2 separate regions of the Homo sapiens genome follow, and region 1 is linked to region 2. A link is a loop called in an ENCODE intact Hi-C map of the cell type or tissue named here. Cell type or tissue: endothelial cell of umbilical vein. All regions are shown on one strand.

Region 1 (5,000 bases), 59 kb before region 2:
CTTACTCAGTCATACTCTTGATTTTACTGCTGCAGTCTGTCTCAAATCTGTCTTTATTTTACTGCCCCTGTTACTTTTCTATCTCAGGCTCCCATTACTTTTCTACTGCACTACTATGCTGATTGATCTCTCTGCTTTCGCAGTTTCTTCTTTCATTCACCTTCTACATTGCTATCATTTTCGGTCTTAAAATGATCAGATATCACTCCCCAGTCCCAGATCCTTAATGACTCCCCACTGCACTGCATTTGTATTTTCTTTCACTTTGGCAGTTAAATCTCTACTTTTTTTTTTTTTTTTTTTTAATGGAGGCAAAGTCTCCAGGCTGGACACTACAACCTCTGCTTCCCAGGTTCAAGCGATTCTGATGCCTCAGCTATCCGAGTAGCTGGGATTACAGGTGTGCGCCACCACGCCTGGCTAATTTTTTGTATTTTTAGTAGAGATGGGGTTTTGCCATGTTGGCCAGGCTGGTCTCGAACTCCTGACCTCAGGTGAGCCGTCTGCCTTGGCCTCCCAAAGTGCTAGGATTACAGGCGTGAGCCACCGCGCCTGGCCTCTAGATTCTTTTCCATGGAACATTTATTGAAGATTTCTCTAGTTTTTGTCCCTTTTAATAGTCTTATATTCGGACAGAGAACATTCCATGTTCTTTCTCAAGTTTTGCAAAGCTTAGTATTAGCTACTCTGTTTATTTGTTCAGGGAAATGCTATGTTTAAATGGAAATCGATGTCTAAGTTACATACTCAGGAGTTAAATAATTAATGGTAACTAGATATAGACTTTCTACATATTTGATTAGATTCTATTAGTGCTGTCTCAGTATAATTTGTATCTGTATATTTTAAGTTGATTGCATTAGCTTTCTAAAAGGTGCTTGGTGGTGGTTGTCATTTGTTGAGGGAGAGGGTATGAGAAGTTTTAAAGATTTCAGCATTATCTTACTGATATGTTTGTATATGTCTTTAAGGAACTGGTGTAGAGAAGTAGTAACCAGTACTGAGGGTTAATATGCTTTCAATTGTGGGCAAATGCTCCAGTGCATGTAATTCTACTTATTAAAGTTGTCTTTCAGAGCTCGGGTTAAGTGAACTCAAAAGTTATTTTGAAATACAGAGAAATCTGATTAAACAGGACCGTGAAGTAACATAGCTAGTGAACACTTGCTAAATGTTCACAATGATTGTTTTGAACCATTTTTGTTTTTTTCTAACCACACTGAAAACTAAAGATACTAATGTAAAATATTTGTGCTTTAATGAGAATGTATTAGAGTCATTTAAAAATATTATTGACTCTTGTATAAGTGATTTTTTTAAAAAAGATATAAGAAAGAAGGTGTGGAGAAGTAAATATTTTTCACTAATAGCTTCACCTGCAGAATCATGGCATGCAAACACTAAGTGATCGAGTTGAACATTTTCAGTGATACCATGTAGATATTATGACTTGATGTGTTGAGAAGGGCACTTCACCTCTGTTATTCTTTCCATAAACTCGTAACTCCAGTCAAAATATCAGAAAGACAGACAGACACACTGAGAGACATCCTTTAAAATACTTGAACAGCGCTCAGAACTGTCATGAAAAACAAGGAAAGACTAAGAAATGATTACAGACCAGAGGAGACTAAGGAGATAGGGTGAGTAAATGTAAAGTGGTATCCTTGATTGGATCCTGGAATAGATAAAAACATTAGTGGAAAAAACTGGTGAAGCCTGGATATAGCCTGGGATTCAGTTAGTACTACCATACTGATGTTGGTTTCTTAGTTTTGAAGAATGTCCCACAGTAATATAAGATGGTAACATTAGGGGAAACTGAAACTGGATTTGGGTTTTATGGGAACTCCCTGCGTGGTCTTTATAACTTTTCTGTAGATGTAGAATTATTCTGAAATTAAAAATTTGTCAAAAGTAGGTAATATTTTCCAGTTCAGTTCTACAAATGTATTGAATGCCTGTTATGTGCCCAGTGTGACCAGGGTTGCAGGGGATAAAGTGTGTAAGAGATACTTTCCCTGCCTCTGCCCTTAAGGAGTTGTCTTCCAGATTGGGGAATAAGACAATTAATATGAAGCAGAACGTGATGGAACCTGTGAAAAACTATGAGCAAGTTGCTGTAGGGGGTTCAGAAGCTGAGAGTAGACGTTAAATATAGACTGGAGAGTCCTCCCCAAGGAGGCAGTGTTTGAGAACTTTGAAGAATGGGCAGGATTTAGTAACCGTAGTCATTGGAAAGGAAATGTGTCATAACCAAAGAGCCCTGGCTCTTGAATTTCATAGACCTATGCTGCCCCTTACTAGCTTTGTGACCTTGCAAATTATTTAATGTCACTAAGTCTTTGTTTCTCATTTGTAAGATACGGTTAGTAATTCCTATTTCAAAGCATTATGAGAATTAAATGCACTTTATTTAGCTTAGTAAAGCATCTAATCCCTAGTAAACTCTTAGTGTTAACTGCTAGAGATGGAGAGAAGCATATATTGTTGATGCAGTACCAATACCACAGGCACAGAGCCTGGAAAGCGTAGATAGAGTGTTTGGTGGAACATTGACTGGTATTAGAAAGGTGAATTAGGACTACATTGTGAGTGCTTTCATGTATCAGGTCAGCAGTTTGAACTTTTTAAGTGGTAATTGAGAAGTCATTAAAGATTTTCATGTAGGGGGAGTAAGGAGATTGAGTCTGTTTTAGGATTAATTTGATAGAAATATGAGGGGAGTGTTGGAGGCTCTCATGTGGGTTGCTGCCTTCCCATTTACTTGGTGAGTTAGATGTGTCCCCTTTAGCTTTAGAATTCAGTGAAACAGTTAGCTTGAAATGCTCTGGATGATTAGTAGGAATCTGTTACTGTGTAACTTGGGAATTTCAAAAGCAGGACCATGAGTATGTAGTATCAAATACACTTAATATGTGTTTAGTAAAAAGGGCCATTGCTATTTTTAGATGTATTGGCTGAGAACTCCTTTTGTAGGTGATGGTTTTCGTTTTGTTTTGTTTTGTTTTGTTTTGTTTTTTAACAGCTTAAGTCGATGATAAGAGTTAAACAGTACTTCATTGACTTCCTGTGAGGCTTTGTGGAAAACAGTTCCGTTGTATCTATTTTTAAAGCTGATTACTGTGAGCAGAGGATGCTGCTATTGAGTTATAAATGTCATCTCAGTATGTTCTCACTCAGCATTCTTTAGATGACACTAGTGTTTGGATATAAGGTTTCTGGAGTTTATCTGATAGGAAAAGCAGCAGTTATCACTGAAATAGTACCAGTAAATGAAATACTTAAAAGCAGTGATCATGTTACCCTTCAGCAGTATAATTATCATCATCTATATGAGTCTTAAGCCTATACCATCACTGAATGGCAAAAAATTGTAACCTTATTTTGGGAATATTTTGCAACCCTGTAATCGTATTGTATAATGTTTTACAGCTTTTTTGTTAATCATTGTATTAAAAGTATTAAATCATCTTGGAATTTTCCTCTTGAGAACGATAGGATCATTTGATTTACAAATATTGTTAAAATACACTTACCTGTAAATTATTGGGGGTTTTCTTCAGTGGATTTTTTGGTTTGTTTTTAGAGACAGTCTTGCTATGTTGCCCAGGCTGGTACGAAACTCCTGGCCTTCAGCCATCCTCCCATCTTGGCCTCCCAAAGAGCTGGGATTACAGGTGTGAGTCCCTATGCCTGACCTCCAGTCTTTTATTATGATCTTTCTTTTCTTTTCTCTTCTCTTCTCTTCTCTTCTCTTCTCTTCTCTTCTCTTCTCTTCTCTTCTTTCTCTTCTCTTCTCTTCTCTTTTCTTCTTTTCTCTTTTCTTTTCTTTTCTTTTTTTGAGACAGGGTCTGTCTCTGTTTGCCCAGGCTGGAATGCAGCGGCATGATCTCTGCTGACTGTACCTCCACCTCCAGGGCTCAAGCCATCCTCCCACCTCAGCATCCCTAGTAGCTGAGACTAGAGGTCCATGCCACCATGCCCAGCTGATTTTTGTTTTTTTTGTAGAGACGGACTTTCACCATGTTGCCCAGGCTGGTCTCGAACTTGTGAGCTCAAGTGATCTGCCTGTCTTGGCCTCCCGTAAGTGCTGGGATTACAGGCATAAGGCACCATGCCCAACCTATAAGGAAATTTTTCGGTCCTACAGAAGAGTTGAAAGAATTTTATAACCACCATATACCAATCTGCAATTAGCTAAATTACTTTTCTTTGTTTTTCATTATTATTATTTTTTTAAGACAGTTTTGCTTCGTCGCCTAGGCTGGAGTGCCGTGGTACGATCTTTGCTCACTGCAACCTCCACTTGCCAGGTTCAAGCTATCATCCCACCTCAGCAACCCTAGTAGCTGGGACTACAGCTGTGCACCACCATACCTGGCTAATTTTTTTGCATTTTTTGTATAGATGGGGGGTCTCACTATATTGCCCAGGCTGGTCTCAAATTCCTGAGTTCAAGCAATCTGCCGGCCTCAGCCTCTCAAAGAGCTAGGATTACAAGTGTGAGCTGCTGCGCCCAGCCTAAATTACTGTTTTTAAAATGAAAGTTTTGTTTCCTTCTCTTTTTAAATACCATATAAACTTTTTTGAGTCTTTAAACCATTTTTAAGAGACTTTTGAAGTAGGTGAGATGATTTTTGATATTTCTGTGTTAATTCTTCAGAACAATAATATTCAAGTAAAATAATTCTAATAGTCTGAGGTTTGGCAAATCTGTTTTAGAATAGATAATACTAGTTTAGTAGATTACTTTTTCTAGCCCTGTATAGGGTTTATACAGTTAACTGTTCATTTAAATTCCCTAAGACATAAATTCATTTAAATTATCTGCAGACAGAAAATATACGTTAAAAAATTATTTCTGCTAAGGTGTGAGGAGCCCAGGAGTTGGAGACCAGCCTGGGCAATATAGTGAGACCCCCATCACACATAAAATAGAAAAAGTGGCTGGGCGCGGTAGCTCACACCTGTAATCCCAGCACTTTGGGAAGCCCAAG
Region 2 (5,000 bases):
GCAGCTGCTGTGAGGACATGGGGTGGGAGTCCCAACAATCTTGGCAGTTACCGAGACTGGGGAACCCCCTGGCCAGGCCAGATAATAGGATCCGGCCTGGGTCTTTGGAGGGGGTGCGGAAGTTGGAGAATTTTTCCAGAATGTGGGTGTGAGTAGGAGAAGATTATACTGAAGGAGTGAAAACAGGGTGGAAAAGGGTAGGGGGCAGGAAACCGGATACTGTACTGGGGGGTGGATGGAAGATGTGGGGGAAGAGATTGAATCGGGGGAAGCAGCCCTGCTCCCGCCGGATGCTGTCTCACCCATGTCCTTCGCACCTGACCCAGGGCAGGAGGAAGGAGGCACAGCCGGGATGGAGGTGCACCCCACACCACCATGGGAGAGAGGGAGGGTGGCCTTCTGCGGGATGGGAGGGGCTATTTTTAAACTTGGAAAAACCGTGAGTTCATCTCCATTCTGGAGGCTGCAAAGGCCCCATTGTACAGGGGTCTAGAGAGGGGGAGCGGGGGGAGGGGGCGACGGGCACAATGGCGAGGATTATGTTGGAGCAGGCAGGGGGGTGGAGGGCGGAGAGCGGGGGAGGGGCTGTCTTCGTCACAGATGGCCTACTGAACTCTGGGGTCGAGCCAGGCTGGGGCTTGAACTGGGGGGCAGGGCCCACCCTCACAAAGATCCCCGTTGGGGAACTGGGGTCTCTGACATCCGGTGGCCCATCCTGGGGAGGGGGCTGACGGTGGGATTCCCACAGCCTGGCTTTCCCAGGGACCGCAGGGTCTGTTCCCAGGCTCCCAGCATTCCGACGACTCCCCTGAGAGCTGCTGGCCTCTTCCCTCAGCCCCTTCCCTGCCAGGGGGTGGGGGGAGAGAAGGAGAAAGAGGATGTGGATGCATCGGGACTCCTCCTGGGGATGATGGACTCTTAAGCCAGAGGCGGGGGTTGGGTGGGCAGCAGTGGGTGGTTAGGGTAGGTTGAGCGGGATCGGAGTCCCCAACCCCGCGGACCCCTCCTCCGACCGACTGGGACTGTCCCTCTCGTACCCCCCGGTCTTAGGAGCCTCCGCACGGGGGCCAGCCCACCTGCCGGACCTCAGGCCTCCGGCACCCAGGGCCTCCACCCAGGGGACCCGGCCGCGGCGGGAAGGCGCCGGCGCTAAGCTCCCCAGGAGCCGGCCTCGAGGTCCCGCCCGGCGGAGGCAGGGGGCGGGGATCCGGCCGCTCGCCCCAACCCAAACATTACCATAAATGCTCAGGCGGCTGCGGGTGGATGGGCGCGCGGGGAGCCTGGGGCTCTCCGGAAGCCCCAGATCCAGTCTCCAGGCCCGACCCAGCGCGAGCCCGCGCAGTGATTCGGTCTGACCAGCCGTCCCCTTTACAAAGCGGTGCAGCCGGGGATGGCAGAGCTGGGGTGGGCGCGGGGACAGGGTGGAGAAAACCCAGGCCGCAGGGGGCGTCTCGGGGCTGCCTCCTGGGTAGGCAATGAGGCTGTGACCTCTGGTTAAAGAAAGAGTGGGGCCCTCTAGCTAGATGGCAGCGTCGGCGCCGCGGGGAGGCGGCTCTGTCTCCCTGCAGCTCTGCGGGCCCCGCTGCTGTCAGCGGTGACACCCTGGGTCTCGGTTCCCCGGCCCCAGCACCTAATCCCCTTCCCTCTCCTCTGCCCCCAGCCTGCACCTGGGGAATGAAGGGTGATGGGGGCGGAGGGTGGTAGCAGGATGCTGGGAGTTTACACCTCTCCCCTTCAGGGAAGTTCACATCCGCTCCCCAGAATACCACCATCCAGGGAGAGGAATGTCCCCAGAGAGCTCTTCAAATCTGACTTTGAGTCGTCACTGAGGGGAAGGCCGGCTGGTCTACAGGAGGGGGCCTGTGGGAAACCTGGGGGCGCCATGTTGAGGTCTTCTGGCCCCTCTCCTCCCTGAAGGACGCTCCTGCAGTTCCTCTTCCCTGCCACACGGGGCTGCCAGCATCCCAGGGGTAGCCCTGGAGAAGGGGAGCCTTGTTCCATCCCATCCCGGCGATGCCTGGGACCCTCACTGCTGCTGCCAGGGCTGATCTTGGAGCCGGGAGTAGAGAGGGGAGGAAAGAGGCTGGGCGCGGTGGTTTATGCCTGTAATCCCAGCACTCTGGGAGGCCGAGGCGGGCGGATCACGAGGTCAAGAAATCGAGACCATCCTGGCCAACATGGTGAAACCCCATCTCTACTAAAAATACAAAAATTAGCTGGGCGTGGTCGCGCGCGCCTGTAGTCCCAGCTACTCGGGAGGCTGAGGCAGGAGAATTGCTTGAACCCAGGAGGTGGCGGTTGGAGTGACCCGAGATCACGCCACTGCACTCCAGCCTGGGCGACAGAGTGAGACTCCGTCTTAAAAAACAAACAAACAAAAAACAACTGTGTTAACAGCTGGCACGGTGGTGTGCACCTGTGGTCCCAGCTACTCGAGAGGCTGAGGTAGGAGGATTGCTTGAGCCCAGTAGTTCAAGGCCAGCCTGCGCAACATATGGAGACCCTCATCTCCAAAAATAAACAAATAAATAATTGTGAAATGCACATAACAGAATACTAACCAGTTTAAACGTCAGCGTTCCGTGGCATTCAGCACATTCACAATGTTGTGCAATTATCACCATAATCAAGTTCCAGAATTTTGTCATCACTCCAAGGAACCAAAATTTGAACCAAGTTTTACCTAACGAACTCCAAAACCTGCGCAGTCTATGTGTAATAATCACAGCTGAATTAAGAGCTCAGTTGTGTGGTAAAGACAGGAAGTGCAACTGGGATTCAGAAAAGGGAGTGTTGATGTGGACTGTGCTGGCTAGGAAAGTCTTTCTGGAAATGTGAAGCCTTCAATGAAAGGTCAGGTTTAGATACGGAGGAGTGAGGAATGATCTTTCGAGGCAGGGGAAATGACACAAGCAAAAAGAGAGAGATGGGACCCACGAAAGGGGCACGTATATGGACAACTACAGAATTTCCCTATCAGAAAGTGTCAGAGCAGCCATCCGGCTAGAAGATGGAGTTGGTGGTGACTTGTCTTGAGATTATATTCACATAGCAATCCCACTTTTTTTTTTTTTTTTGAGACAGGGTCTTGCTCATTTGCCCAGGCTTAAGTGCAGTGGCTCGACCTCGGCTCACTATAACCCCTGCCTCCTGGGTTCCAGCGATTCTTCTGCCTCAGCCTCCCGAGTAGCTGGGATTACAGGCGCACCACCACGCTTGGTTAATTTTTGTATTTTTAGTAGAGATAGGGTTTCACCATGTTGGCCAGGCTGGCCTTGAACTTCTGGCCTCAAGTGATCCGCCCGCCTCAGCCTCCCAAACTGCTGGGATTACAGGCGTGAGCCACCTTGCCCGGCCTAGTCCACTACTTTCATTTCCAGTATCCGTTTACTTGGAGCGCATTGAGGATAGCTTTATTTATGTATTTATTTTTACACGGCGCCTGTCAGGGCCTGGGTTTCACTGCCACACACGGGGCAGTGCATGGTGAGCTGAGGCCCCTGGAAGCTCTGGGCACTCGCGGCCACTGGCAAAGCCCGGGATGATTTTCATCCAACCCCGGGCTCCCCAGCCACCAGAGGGATGTGGGTGGCTGACGCAGCCAGACCTACCTAAGTGGAGAGGGGGCTAGCTTTAGCTACACCATTACCCCTTGGCATCACCCTTGTGAGTTACATGGCTAAGTAGAAATTCAGCACGGTAGAGGGTGCATGCACGTGGGAGCTTGGGCAGATGAGATGGGCTTAGGTTATAGGGGAACAGCTTAAGATAGGGTGGGCAATGGGGAGCCACTGCAGGTTCTTGAGCAGTGGAAAAACGATGTGACATTGGAATTTAGGTTTACCATGGTTTCTTGATTTCATCTTGGCCTGAGAGCGCCCCCTGGTGCCCCTAGTTTGAATTGTTTTCTCATCCTACAGAGCAGGTGGGAGGATGGGGGACTGAAAAGCGGGATTGATGAATCGCAGAAGCCAGACTCTTGGGTTCTGTTTCACTTCATCCTGGGTAATGACAGCCTTGCAACAAAGCTAGGGATGATATGTGGGCAGAGAGGGTTTGAGGTCAAGAGGGGCATTGTAATTCCCTTCTCTGTGTCATAACTCGGTGCATATGTGTATTGTGATTTGGGATACAGCACACTAGTGAGGAACTAAGCTGGGGGCTGGAGACAGGACGATAACTAAAACAAGGGGTCATGTGCTTGAGAAACGTACAGTCTCGTGAGGGCGACAGACAAATAAATAATTATAACACAAAGAGCTGCGTACCAGGGTGCAAATATGCACATAAAACGGTTACTTAACCCAGCCTGAGGTGATGAAAGAAGGCTTCTTGGAAGAGCTGATGCCGAGCTTCATTTTAGGCGGTGAATAGGAGGTAGCCAGGTAAATGGGGGTGGGCTGTGCTGTCTGAAGTGTGGCGGAGCTCGCTATGTGCAGGGGGCTGCTAGGAGTTGGTTAATATTCTGCAAGGGAAGGCTGAGGTTAGTGAAGGATGAGGCCAGATTACAAAGGATTTGTAAGCCATGGTCAATTACTCAGAGCAACAGGCTGTGTATAAATGGTGTTAAGCAGGGGAGCAACCATGAGTGACTTTAAATTAGAGCTCAGGCCCCAGAGGGACAGAACAAAAGGCCCCTCTTACTAAGTTTCCATTTCCCTTCTCAGATCCCTCTTTTCCCTTGGGTGATGAGGTTGAAAACAGCCAATCCCTTCTGGGGAGCCTGCCTCCTGCACACAAAGTGTGGCCTTATTTTACCTCCCACAAGCCAGTTCATTTTATCATAATAGTCTCACAGTAGAATGAGAGATACGTGTGGGGATGGGGGCTCTTCCCTTATGTCATCCATATGTGACTGAGATCCCCTTGGCAACCTCTTGGAGGTGGGATACAGCACTTCACTGAGTCCACTAAAAACAATCCTTGCACCAAATCCATGCAGTGGAGTACTACGCAACTGTTAAAAGAATGAGGACAGGCCGGGTGCAGTGGCTCACACT

Evidence for each region. A loop is a pair of places that touch in the nucleus more often than their neighbours do. Peaks named below come from ENCODE experiments on the same cell type or tissue, not always from the same donor. Only the 100,000 strongest peaks of a DNase experiment are listed, where the experiment ranks them.
Region 1: it touches region 2 in a loop (2.7-fold over the local background); 4 of 110 quality-filtered maps call a loop at or near these places.

Annotation. Positions count from the first base shown.
Region 1 is chr11:119,260,656-119,265,655 of GRCh38, forward strand. All of the region lies in intron 2 of CBL (Cbl proto-oncogene), which reads left to right. Among named protein-coding and RNA genes, the nearest start is that of MIR6756, 50 kb to the right of the region's middle. RefSeq lists enhancers at 1-22, 3,063-3,112. In endothelial cell of umbilical vein, a CTCF peak has its summit at 2,152; DNase peaks (open chromatin) are centred at 2,226 and 3,026; H3K27ac peaks cover 2,136 bases.
Region 2 is chr11:119,319,853-119,324,852 of GRCh38, forward strand. It overlaps the pseudogene LOC124900316. Among named protein-coding and RNA genes, the nearest start is that of MCAM, 5.2 kb to the left of the region's middle. RefSeq lists enhancers at 861-1,486, 1,487-2,112 and a silencer at 985-1,424. In endothelial cell of umbilical vein, CTCF peaks have their summits at 1,953 and 3,904 (motif pointing left); DNase peaks (open chromatin) are centred at 159, 1,229, 1,939, 3,889 and 1 weaker place; H3K4me3 peaks cover 1,147 bases; H3K27ac peaks cover 2,252 bases.